2 separate regions of the Homo sapiens genome follow, and region 2 is linked to region 1. A link is a contact called in ENCODE Hi-C or POLR2A ChIA-PET data. All regions are on one chromosome and are shown on one strand. Each heading gives the region's core, a stretch centred on a gene start or an enhancer-like site at or near the end of the contact. The rest is flanking DNA. Distances are from core to core; before and after follow the strand shown.

Region 1 (5,660 bases), core at 1,615-4,114:
CAGACAGCCTGTTGCCAAGACCCAGGAGCCACCTCCCTGAGGGAAGCAGAGATAGAAGGAGTGGAGAAAGGCTTTTATGCCTCCCCTGGAGTTTTCCATTTACAGAGCCCCTTGGTCTATTCCAGCCAGAAAGCTGAGTCCCCCTCCCATTTTTCAAGGAGCTGATTCCTTTTAAGGCAGGCAAAAAGCTGCTTCCCATTCACCCTTCCTTCTTTCTCTATTCACCCAACCTCCACAACTCCCCAAATCCAGTAGGATAAAAAAAGGGAGGGATCTTTTTCCCTCCCTTGAAGCATGTGTAAAGCTTAACTGCATCCTGGGAAGTGTAGTTCCAGCACTTAGGTGGATCCAAGAAGTAAGATTTATGGCAGAAGTATTCTACATGCTGGGATTGTAGCTTTTCATGCACAGGGTGTTGAGTCAGCGTCTCAAAGAATCAGACAATGACGGTTAGGAGCAATACCCCACCCGTGCAGAGCTGCATTAGAATTTAGAGTTAGGTTAGAAGCTGCGCAAACACCTGTTCTGCAGCTGCAGGTGTGAGATCATCATACAAATGGAGGGCCGGCATTGATGAAGCCAACCCCATACCATGTATGACTGCTGCCTCAAAGTCTCAAGAAAGCTCACCTTATTTAAATATTTATATTGAAGAAGTAAGTTATAGGAAAGACTACTTGGAATCAGTGAAAAAATTGTTGAAGACCCCAGGATGTCTATTTCAGGAACCAGGAGAAAGTTTCAAAAATTTTCAAAATATCTTTTGAAATGTAAGCCTTCCTTAGGCAGGCAACACTTTCTACCTTGCATTATGGTTGTTTGTGTGCAACGTCTTAATACACATAGGCATATACATACATCTGCCTGCACACTTTGATAACAGGAGACATGTCTTTCTTTTATTTACATTCCTAACATCAGAGCCCAGCACACTGCTTGGAATGTCATAGGAACTCAGTGAATGAATAAAGAATGAATTCCAGCAAATGACAAAATTTGCTCTTTTTTTCTTATTGAGTATGTGGATGTTCTCATTTATCTATGTTCTATTTGGCCTTTAAGAAAACAGAAATGGAAAACCACAAGGTCATAGGCATGGGAGTGGGAGTGAGGTGAAAATGAAAATGTGAAATGGATAAAATCTGACTGAAAGTTAACAACTCAAGAGCAGAATTAAAATTCGTATTAGAGTCAACAAATAACTGAACTAAACCAGAGAAGAACTGAATAATGATTGGAGAGGATAAACTGGAAATCTCTCTCAGAATGCAGAGAAAAGGGAAAAAGCTATCCATGTGATAGGAGAGATATTGTTAGATGTGGAGGGCAGAGAATGGAGTTCCAACCTCAAAATTATAGGTATTTTGAGTTAGTAAGAATAACTGAAACAGAAATAATTATAAAGACTTTGAAGAAACAATTTTCTGTACTAAAACAAAGAATATGGTTGTCATACTCCAGGCAAAATGAATAACAATTTTTTTATGACAAAGAGAAAGAAAAATATCTTGCAGATCTCAGCTGATATCATCTAGCTGCATGGCGTGGGCAATTTTCGGAGCCTAATTTTCTTCATCTTTAAATGGGAAAGTTTCCAGAGAGTCACTAGATCCCTGCTAGACGTGACTATTTTATGATTTCATAAATGTTTGGAGGACTAGAGGGTCTAAGACAGCAATTGACTATTTTAACATCTCATTTGAGATAGAACAAGCAAAGAACAATTGCAAGTCCTCCCAAACAAGGCTTTATTGCCCCTTAATATAATTTGCTCCAGTGCATTAACTGGGATTCCAGGAATGTTCTAAGCACCCCAGATGTTCTCATAGTAACATCAGGACCTCACAGCCTCTGGCAACACTACCTGTTTTTGACTTCATGTGGAGCAGAAACCTCCTGATCACAATGATGTCTGTCAAATCCAGCATTAAGATTTTGAACACTAGGACCCTCCAACCTCCCAGCAGATTTTGGCACACTTCTTGCTCTCTCCTCTCTTCCGGAAGACTCTAGGACTAAGGCATCTTCTCCATGAGCTCCCTCTAAGTCCATGCATGCCCTCAGTCCCAATAATTTTTGGCTTCCAGAGCTCCTTCTTCTCAGCCCAGGCACCAAGCAACTTTTCAGCATTTATTCAGCATTTAAATCAACCTCAACAGTGAACACAGCCTTCCTTTTTGCTCATTTTCAGAGCCCAGCGATTTCATAGAATGGCAGGGCATCAGGTCCAGATCATTTAGACCACTGCCATGACCAGCGATAGGTATGGACTCCACTTAAAAATAAGGCTCGTAGCCGGGCATGGTGGCACAAGTCTGTCATCCTAGCTACTCAGGAGGCTGAGGCAGGAGAATTGCTTGAACCTAGGAGGCAGAGGTTGTAGTCAGCTGAGGTCGTGCCACTGCACTCCAGCCTGGGCATCAAAGTGAGACTCTGTCTCAAAAATAAAAAAAAATAAAAATAAGGCTCATAGTTCCAGGCTCTCATTTCTTCTGAGGCTTGGCTTCTAGGTTGGAGTGAATGCTGCCTCACTTCTTTTCTTCTCTGATCTCTTAAGTCGACTCTAGTGGCTGTCAGTGTGTGTGTGTGTGTGTGTGTGTGTGTAGGAATAGGCATGAATTTACCAGCCAGAATATACACACACACCCTTTCCTGTCTTGTCGTGTCCTGTTTTAGGTTATTCAAAATGTTATTCAGTGGCCACATTTACAGCAATAATAAAAATAGGCAGAAGTCATCAACACTATGAATAGTAAACACATTTAGAAAAAGGTGGCAGACAATAACGACGTCTGGGAAGTGTTTCAGTGGAGTCTTTCCTCACATGAGCACGCAGTGGTGTGGCTGCCAGAACTCCCTGGCTTCTGTACTTGATTTACGCAATGGTCTGGGTTGCCCTAGTTGTAACCATGCAGCTTGGCTCTGGGCTTCATAAATTCAGACCCCAGAATACAGTTTATTTATGTTATGACTCCATCCAAAACGTTGCAAAGAAGCCAACTCCCTTCATCCCATTAAAAAGGTATAATATGTATTTTTACTAGCCTGCAGAGCTTGGCATTCAGAGGTAACAATATGTGCTTTGTTACTCTGCAGGTTTGCCGTGAAGTGTGCTGTAATCTTTGCCAGGGGTGTGCTGCTCTCTCCCAGGAGGGTTCACAGCCCGGGAGGAACACTTCAGACTGCTTAACGACTTGCTCGGGCCTTGCCTTATATGGAATTTTTCCTTCTGCACAAGAGAATGACAACCACTTAGAGTGACAGCCAGCAGGGAACAGATGACAGCCAAAAATCCACTGTGCTCTTGGTCCCAGGATGTCCTATCTGACTTGAACTTTTGCTGTTTAGGCTTGCTCTCTGATAATGAATTTGGGAATGCCAACAGGTTTGGAGGAATAGGAGTCACTTAGAAAAGCTAGCCAGATAACTCCATTTTAGAAAGCATGGGGGAATGTCTTTCCCATTAATCCTGGTAAGTTAGTTAACAAGCACAGGGCACAATAGGTCCCCAAATAAATGGAAGAAATGGTGCAAAATGCAAGCTACAAAGTAGGTGTTTGATCATACACATTCATATTTTATTATTTAATTTGATTCAATCTTAGGGTCAGAGCTAACAGAAATAAATATATTTATTATTATTATTGATCAATAATTATTAGAACCATAAAGAAGTGTCCTCACACTCAGAGTCTAGTGTGCTAGCCCAGTAGAGAGACACCAATGATATCCCCAGGAGGTGGAAGGGAGGTTGGTGTGGATCTGGTTCAGGCACTGCTGTAAATGCTTTAGATCTACTGTCTCAGTGAATCATCACCACAACCCTATGAGATAGTCCTATTTTATCTTCATTTTGCAGATGAGGAAACTAAGGCACAGGGAGACTAAGAAACTTGCCCAAAGTCACACAGCTAGGTGTGGCTAGATGTGGCTTCTAGTTGGCAGCAGCCTAGAGTTCAAATACAGGCAGTCTTGCTCTATGAAGATTTTAACAGGCACAGGTGGAAGAGGGCAGTGCGTGTGGCAGAGATGTCAGCAAGAACATGAGAAAGGCATGGAGTAGAGAACAGGGACATGTCCAGTTGGATTGGAGTATGGGTAAGAGGGTTGGAGGAAAATTACACCATAAACACAAGCTACTGCCATATTGTGGAGGGCCATGAATGCTGATGTGAATATACTGTAATAAATATTGCTAATAATAAAAGCCAATATTTCTATGGTTTTATATTGTGTATAATATCTGTAATAGCCTAGCTTTGTTTTTACAGGTGCCCAAAAAGGCCACCAGCAGATGGATTCACTAGGCTCATTTCTCTTTGCCCTTGTCTTTCAAGTGGTTTATGTCAGGCTAGCCCCCAGGCCACCACGCTGATTTTCAGTTAAAAAGTCACTGGTATTGAGGTTTTTTAAAATTATAAATGCCTTCTTAAACAGATGTTTTACTCTAGAAATGTTTGTTAAAATATATTCTATTCAATTTCTAGTAATGGTTAGCAAATTTGCCTTGACGTTCTTGGGGTTCCTGTCTTGGCATTCATGCAGAATTTGATATAAAATTATATATACTCATAAGAAGAACCAAAGAACCAAATAGTTCTTCTTGCCAGTCACTTGGAGATTACAAAACAGCATTTCTGAGTAGAAGGCATAATCAAATATGATTTCATGAACTGATGCATATATGAGTTAGAGGCCAAGAAATATTGAATCATGAAGTAAAGTTCTTCTCATTTCTAAAATACTGTAACTCCATAATTTTTTTCTTTTTTTTTTGAGACAGAGTCTCACTCTGTCACCCAGGTTGGAGTACAGTGGCATGATCTCGGCTCACTGCAACCTCCACATCCCAGACTCAATGGATTCTCCCACCTCAGCCTCCCAAGTAGCTGGGAATACAGGTGCTCACCACCAGGCCTGGCTAATTTTTTGTATTTTTGGTAGAGACAGGGTTTTGGCATGTTGCCCAGGCTGGTCTTGAACTCCTGAGCTGAAGCGATCTGCCTGCCTCAGCCTCCCAAAGTGCTGGGATTACAGGCATGAGCCACTGAGCCCAGCTGGCTATATGTCCATAATTTTAAAGATTACAAATGACTCTATCAAAAGTTATTCTGTTGACAGTTTCAACACAATATTTACCAGTTGAAACTGATTTTTATGCTCTTGGAAGCTGGTGGCCACCTTCTTATATGTATGTTTGGTTTATTCTAGGATACTTAGTTGATTAACCACTTGGAATGAAGTAGAGTTGTGTTTTCTTTTTTTTCTTTTTTTAACTGTAGCAGAGTGACCAAGCATGCAAAGGAGGGAGAGAGAATATGATCCATGGCAAATGCAAATACCCCCTATACTCTTTCCATCTGGACTTGGTGAATTGGGCTGCCCTTCTGCAGTTGAGGGTACATGAACAGCCCAGTTTCTCATTCCCAAAAGGACACTAGGGTTTGCAGGGAATGACGCACTACAGGGGTTCCCAAGACAGCTGGGGCATCGGCCTTAAACATGAGGCGATAGGAGCAGCTCTTGTACAGAAGAGGAGTGAGATAACATGGGTCAGGAGTCTAAAAGATGGCGATCCCAGTTTACCTTTGCTTTTATTCTACTTTGATCAAATAATGTGTGATGCTAACATCATTGTATTGGAAATAGAATCATGATGC
Region 2 (5,660 bases), core at 2,019-4,518, 71 kb after region 1:
TGAGATGTCTAAATCACATCTATAGAATAAGTGGTCAGATTTAAACTCCAGTTGCCAACAATCTGTAACGGCCTCTGGTTGCGTTGTTCATCTCTTAGTTAATAAATGCTTGGCTTTTTGCTGAAGCTGCCGCTTTTTAATGTCTAACACCATGACGTCAGCATTTTTCCCATTTTCTGCCCTCCCTTTAAGGAGGTAGGGATGAGAAATGGTAAGAAGATAGGGCTTGTTATGGGTCTTGACTTGGAAGACCCAGAGCATGGGTCTTGAAGTAGAACCTTGATGGCTCTTTTCTGTCTGTGCTGCAGGTTTAGGGGCCTGCATTTAGACTGGCCCATAACTATGGGAGCTGCTCCCAGCCATCCTAGACTTCTCAAGAAGCCCATAACTCTTAGGAAGAACTAAGAGCCTAACTCGTGTTGTCCTGGACTTTTCAAGAAGCCGATAACTCCTAGGTAGAACCAGGAACCCAACTCTACTCGTCTGTCCTACGTAGGGTCTACAAGGCAGTGTAACACACCACGCCCTGCACCCTAACTGATCATAGTCAGCCGTGGTGACCACAGGATGGTTCATCCTTCTTGCTGGTTCCCAGCATCCTTCTTGCTGGTTCGCATGTGCTCTTTTGGCACTTATCACTCCCACATTCTGGACTCCTGGCCCTGCAGTTGACTTTGACCCTACCTTTGGCCCTTTGAATTTGTGCAAATACCACTGCTGAGCTGACTTGACTCATTCTCCAGCTCCCACTACCGTTTGCAGTGAAGGTTTGTAATGCCCTTGATGAGAATGAAGCTCCCAGTTTCACATTGGGACACAGTGGGTAAGCAAATGCCACACAAAAGAAGGCACATAGTGCACACTTGTACCATCATCTAACGTCTGCATGGTTCTATTGCAGGGCTATACTTTCTTATCGGTAGATACATGGAAATGGAAATGCACCTGCTTTTAAATATATACTTAATGCACAAGTGTCAATGATATAGTTTTCACCTGAAGAAAATCTAGAGCCATCAAAGTACAGGGCGAGACATACTATATGAGCCTGAACGATTGTGGCAGGATTCTAAGAATCTGGATGATGAATCTGAAGAACTCTGTAACAAACAGATGCAAAGATGCCATATTTAGACCTCAGAGGAAGTGAGCCTCCTGTCACTGGGAGAATCCATTCATTCTCCTGATTCACTCATATGCAGAATAAGTGTTGATGGCCTTCTGTGTGCTAGGGATTCAAGGACAGTGCAGTGGAAAAGATGGGCTAGTACGGAGGATTTAGAAGGTGGTGTGGGACAATAAGTACTCTGATAGAGAAGCATGTGGTGCTCTCAGAAGTAACTTGTCCATGATCACAAACCAGTAAGTGGCAATTTAATTTTGAACACATGTATATCTGACACCAAGACTCATCTATCAACCATTAAGCTATATCATTGCATAAGCAGTTCCCTGTAACTGGATTGGAAGGTTTGAGATAATGGTGAGAATGGTGAGAAAGAATGATGGAGAGATGGACTGTCTTGTATGCCATTTTAGGTAGAGTTTGGATTTTATCCTGTGGGTCATGGGAATCTCTCAGGAAGTGATCTAGTTGGATATGCATTTTTGAGAGAGTACTCCACTGTAGTATATGAAGTAATTTGAATTGGGAGGGATGGGGAGTGGGCAGTAAGACCACTCAGAGGTGGCTATCTTGATACTGATCCAAGAATGAAATAGGGATAGACTGACATGAGAGAGTGGCTGTGGAGATGGTGAAGAAGGCATGGATTTGATAGTTATGTGGTTGAATTGCTGGAACTTGGTACTGATTGAGTAAAGGGTGAGAGGTATGGAGAAATAAAGTTGATAGCCATGTTTCCAGCATAGACAAGGGGATGGTTGATGTTGAACATGGAAAGAGGGACATATTTTGGGGAAAAGTGATGAGTTTATTTTGGACATGTTGAGATCATAATACCTTCGGAATATACATGTGAGATGCCTGATAGGAAATAACATGTAGGTATGGAATTCAGGAAGGAGATCTGGTTTTGGGGACTTCAGTAAATCTGCATCAAATAGTAACTTTAGCCATGGATGTGAATGAGGCTATCCAGGGAAAGAATGCAAAATATAAGGTCAACCTGGTGACTCACTGTGCTGAGGGAAGCCAGGGAAGCAGAAGGGGAGTCAGGGTAGACAGAAACAGGGGGGTAGGTGAAGATGAAAGAACTTTCCAGGAAGGAGGGAGTGATGCATGGTGCCAAATGCCACTGACAGGCAATGGTACACATTCTAAAAAGTGTCCATTGAACATACCAACTAGAAGGTAACTGGTGGCCCTCACAAGAATGGAAAAGCAGGTTCAGTGAGGTTGTGGAGTGTGGAGTTCAGCTGAGAGGAAGTTGGGGATTAAATGAAGTCTTTGTCTCCCTAAGTGGTGTGGCTGTGAAGGAAAGAAGAGAAGTAAGTCTTAGCTAGAGAGGGCATAGGATTTGCATGGATTGTTTTAAGAAGAGGAAGTCTAAATTCTTAGGTGAAGGAGTTAGGAGAAAATAGTGAAAGAGGTGAAATGCAGGTGAGTGGAGGATAAATGATGGTATGGGGTCCCTGAGAGGTCAGGGCATGATGGAATTCAAGGTACTGGTTATTAGCCTTTTTATGTACAAACAAAAAAGATATTGATGTTCTATTTATGCTAAGTATGGGCTTGTCCTGGGGAGAAAGTATCTTTAACTGAAGCTAGAGAGTTGACAAGGAACATGTACAAAGATCCCTGGACAGTGTTGAGAGCTCAGATAAGGTTGGAGACCACAGATTTGTAGTGTCGTTCTCCTACACTCCAGGGCACCTTATGTAGGTGTTTGATCTTGGGAAATGAGACTGTGCTTAGCTCTCATTTGGGATTTTTGCCAGATACCTGGATGTAGCCAAAGGACGAGGAGGCAAGATTGTTGAGGATATAGGAAGACAGTGCAGTGATTGGAATGGATTGTTCACATGATCTTAGGCGAAAAGACATAAAAATGAAGACAGGAGGGCTATGATGGACTGGGATAAGATAGAGGAAGCTGGAGATTAGAAGATTTGAAAAGACCCAAGAGCAGAGGTGTGAGGACAAGCCAGTGAGAGACAGGGAAAGAGGCGAGGCTGTGGTTGGAGTCTGGGCCGCTGCACCTAAACAGTTCCACATTTAGTGATGAGGCCAGATTTCAGCCCTGAGTGCAGATCGTTGAGGAGAGTGAAGATCAAGGTCATCAGAGTTGAGGTTTTCAGGAAACTGTGGGAATAGGGTTGAATGAGTCATGAACACAAACACTGAAGTCACCCCGGATGATGGTGGGATTTCATATAGCTCCTGTGAGCCAAGGAATGAAGTCATCAGTGGATGTACGGAAGTGACCAGAAGATCAGCTGGGGACAGAGTTAAGGAGAGAGGGAACAAGGGAACAGATGAGACTTTTTCCATGAGGGCAGAGGAGTCATGGTCTGGAAATGACATGAAGGAGAAAGAAAAGTGCCAAACCCACTTCCTGATCCTAATGCCATCTGGCTTAAGAGCCCATATTCATTGAGTCTGAAATGCAACGGACAACTACCAGTTTGTCTGGAGGCGGTACAAATACTCTTCTAATATTTTTTTAAAAACTATAGGATGTAGTCTATTTTCAACTTTATTCAACCAGATTTATTTACCCCTACCGAGTTTTCTAAATCAGTGAATCAGTATTTTAAGGAATAAATCTTAGGCACATAAAATGATAGGAATAAAATATGTATTATAAAGCTTCTTTAATCAATACAAGCTATTCTTATAAGTCTATTGGTTAATGTCTAGATTGCCGTGCCCACTTAAAATGGGAAAACATTCCAGTTGGCACTTTGTGGATGTTGAGTTGCTACTTGGACACAGTTACTGGCCTTTTGGTCTGATCAGAGGCCAATTTTGAGCTAGGAGTTTCCCATGCATATGCATGATGTCCTACTATCTGTGATACATGCTGGGCATCTGAGCCTGCCTGGTATGCTAATGATCAGACCAGGGAAATGCACATCACTGTGAGTCACAAGGGTAGCACGTCTAATCTAAAAAATTCAAACCCCTATAATTAGAGTTCAGATGTCTTCATAGCTCTATTCCTCAGATTTTTTTGATCTGAAAAACAAAAGCAAACAACAAACAATTGTGTAAAAATAGACAGTCTAGGCTTGTGTAAATTTGCAGTGGAAATCTGCCTCTCTGATGAGCCATACAGTGTCTATGGGTTGAAAAACGAAATTCAGAAAGCAAATAGTTGGTCACCTTAGAGCCCAGAGGGATGCTCAGAATTCCCTAACCTCACAGCGGTGACTACTGAAAGTTTCATTCTGTTTTATGACTTGACTTGCAGCGAGGAAGGTAGCACAGCTGTAAACCAGCTGTATTTTATTTACGCTTGGAAACAGGGCCCCTTTGTTCCAAATGTTCCTGGCCCCCTCCCTCAATTTCATGGATTTAGGTTGTTAGTGGAAAAGTAGTTGTTGAAATATCAGTTCACTCTTGGAACCTGCCACTCACCAGGACTTCTGGCAACCAGTGAGCCTTTTTGTGATATGCAGCAAGGTAAAGAAGTCGTTAAGTGGATCTCCCACATGTTCCTCTGTGACTTCATTCATAGAAATGCGCTGATAACTGAGTTACATTAAGCGCAGTCTTCCCAGCTGTCTGAGGACATAAGGGATGTAGCGCCTCCTAGTGGAGGGAATTTCTTAGCATGTGTTCAACCCCGCACATATTTTTGGAATGAGGCAAGGTATTTAAAAATAGTGTACGCTAATGAATGTATTTATTATATCTGGGTAGCAGCGAAACAGAAAAGGTATAAATAAGCCTTTCGAAAAATGTACTTGCTACACAATCTCTTTTTTTTTGACAAGTCAGCCCTTGAATACAAATAATCTTTTAATGGTGAAAAAAATGACTGAATCATAGCATCTTATAAACATAGGAGCTATGGGTATCAATAACATGGAAACTGAAGCTGTGGTTATTTTTGAGTGGAAGAAGAGGGATTAAAATTGGCGTGGGGCACATGGAGAGGCTTCTGGAAGTGGCTAGCAATTTCTATTTATTTTTAACTGGGTGGTGATTACAAAGGTGTTTGCCTTATAAAAATTCATTTAGCTAAACATTGGTTTTATGATGCTTCTGTATCTGTATTGATAAGAAGGTAAAAAACATAAAAACTTTTCATTAAACATACTACCTGCTAAATTTGCTTTTTAAGGAAAAACCTCAAAAATGCTAAGCCATGTATACTTTTTATTTTTAGAGATGGAGTCTCACTGTGTTGCCCAGGCTGAACTCAAACTCCTGGGATTAAGGGTTTCTCTTGAGTAGTTGGGACTACGGGCGTGCCTGGCATGGTTTTGACACTTTATTTCACTGTACTTTCGAAATAAGACTTAGGTACCAGTGAACACCTACATTGACAGGCCTGGTAATATCATTAAAACTTGAGCTTTTATGTTGTCTGTGGCACAGACTCTCTTCTTTCTAGTTCTTCAGAGAACTCCAAATTCAGTATTTCACTTGGAACATCCAGTTGCCATAGAAATGACCATGTAGGTTACAAGTTCATTTTTGTAACCAGTCAAAAGGAGAAACTAAGAATGACACGAAGGCATCTTTCCAT

Evidence for each region. A loop is a pair of places that touch in the nucleus more often than their neighbours do. ChIA-PET counts read pairs that join two places held with the same protein, here RNA polymerase II (POLR2A). Pooled maps may share reads with other maps.
Region 2: a map of ascending aorta shows a loop between it and region 1 (8-fold over the local background). The contact joins two enhancer-like sites. A Hi-C loop is called at or near these places in 11 of 168 maps with a recorded cell type or tissue (HepG2, IMR-90, PC-3 and 7 more) and 14 of 50 pooled maps. POLR2A ChIA-PET finds 5 or more read pairs at or near these places in 1 of 52 experiments (PC-9).

Annotation. Positions count from the first base shown.
Region 1 is chr9:109,742,912-109,748,571 of GRCh38, forward strand. It overlaps a transcript of PALM2AKAP2 not described here. Among named protein-coding and RNA genes, the nearest start is that of PALM2AKAP2-AS1, 27 kb to the right of the region's middle. Within about 2 kb of position 2,865, at least 16 of the 41 ENCODE cell types and tissues checked have a DNase peak (open chromatin) inside an H3K27ac peak, as active enhancers do; they include ascending aorta and heart right ventricle, where a contact is called at or near this core.
Region 2 is chr9:109,813,348-109,819,007 of GRCh38, forward strand. All of the region lies in intron 1 of PALM2AKAP2 (PALM2 and AKAP2 fusion), which reads left to right. Among named protein-coding and RNA genes, the nearest start is that of PALM2AKAP2, 36 kb to the left of the region's middle. RefSeq lists enhancers at 562-856, 2,851-4,050. Within about 2 kb of position 3,269, at least 9 of the 41 ENCODE cell types and tissues checked have a DNase peak (open chromatin) inside an H3K27ac peak, as active enhancers do; they include ascending aorta and heart right ventricle, where a contact is called at or near this core.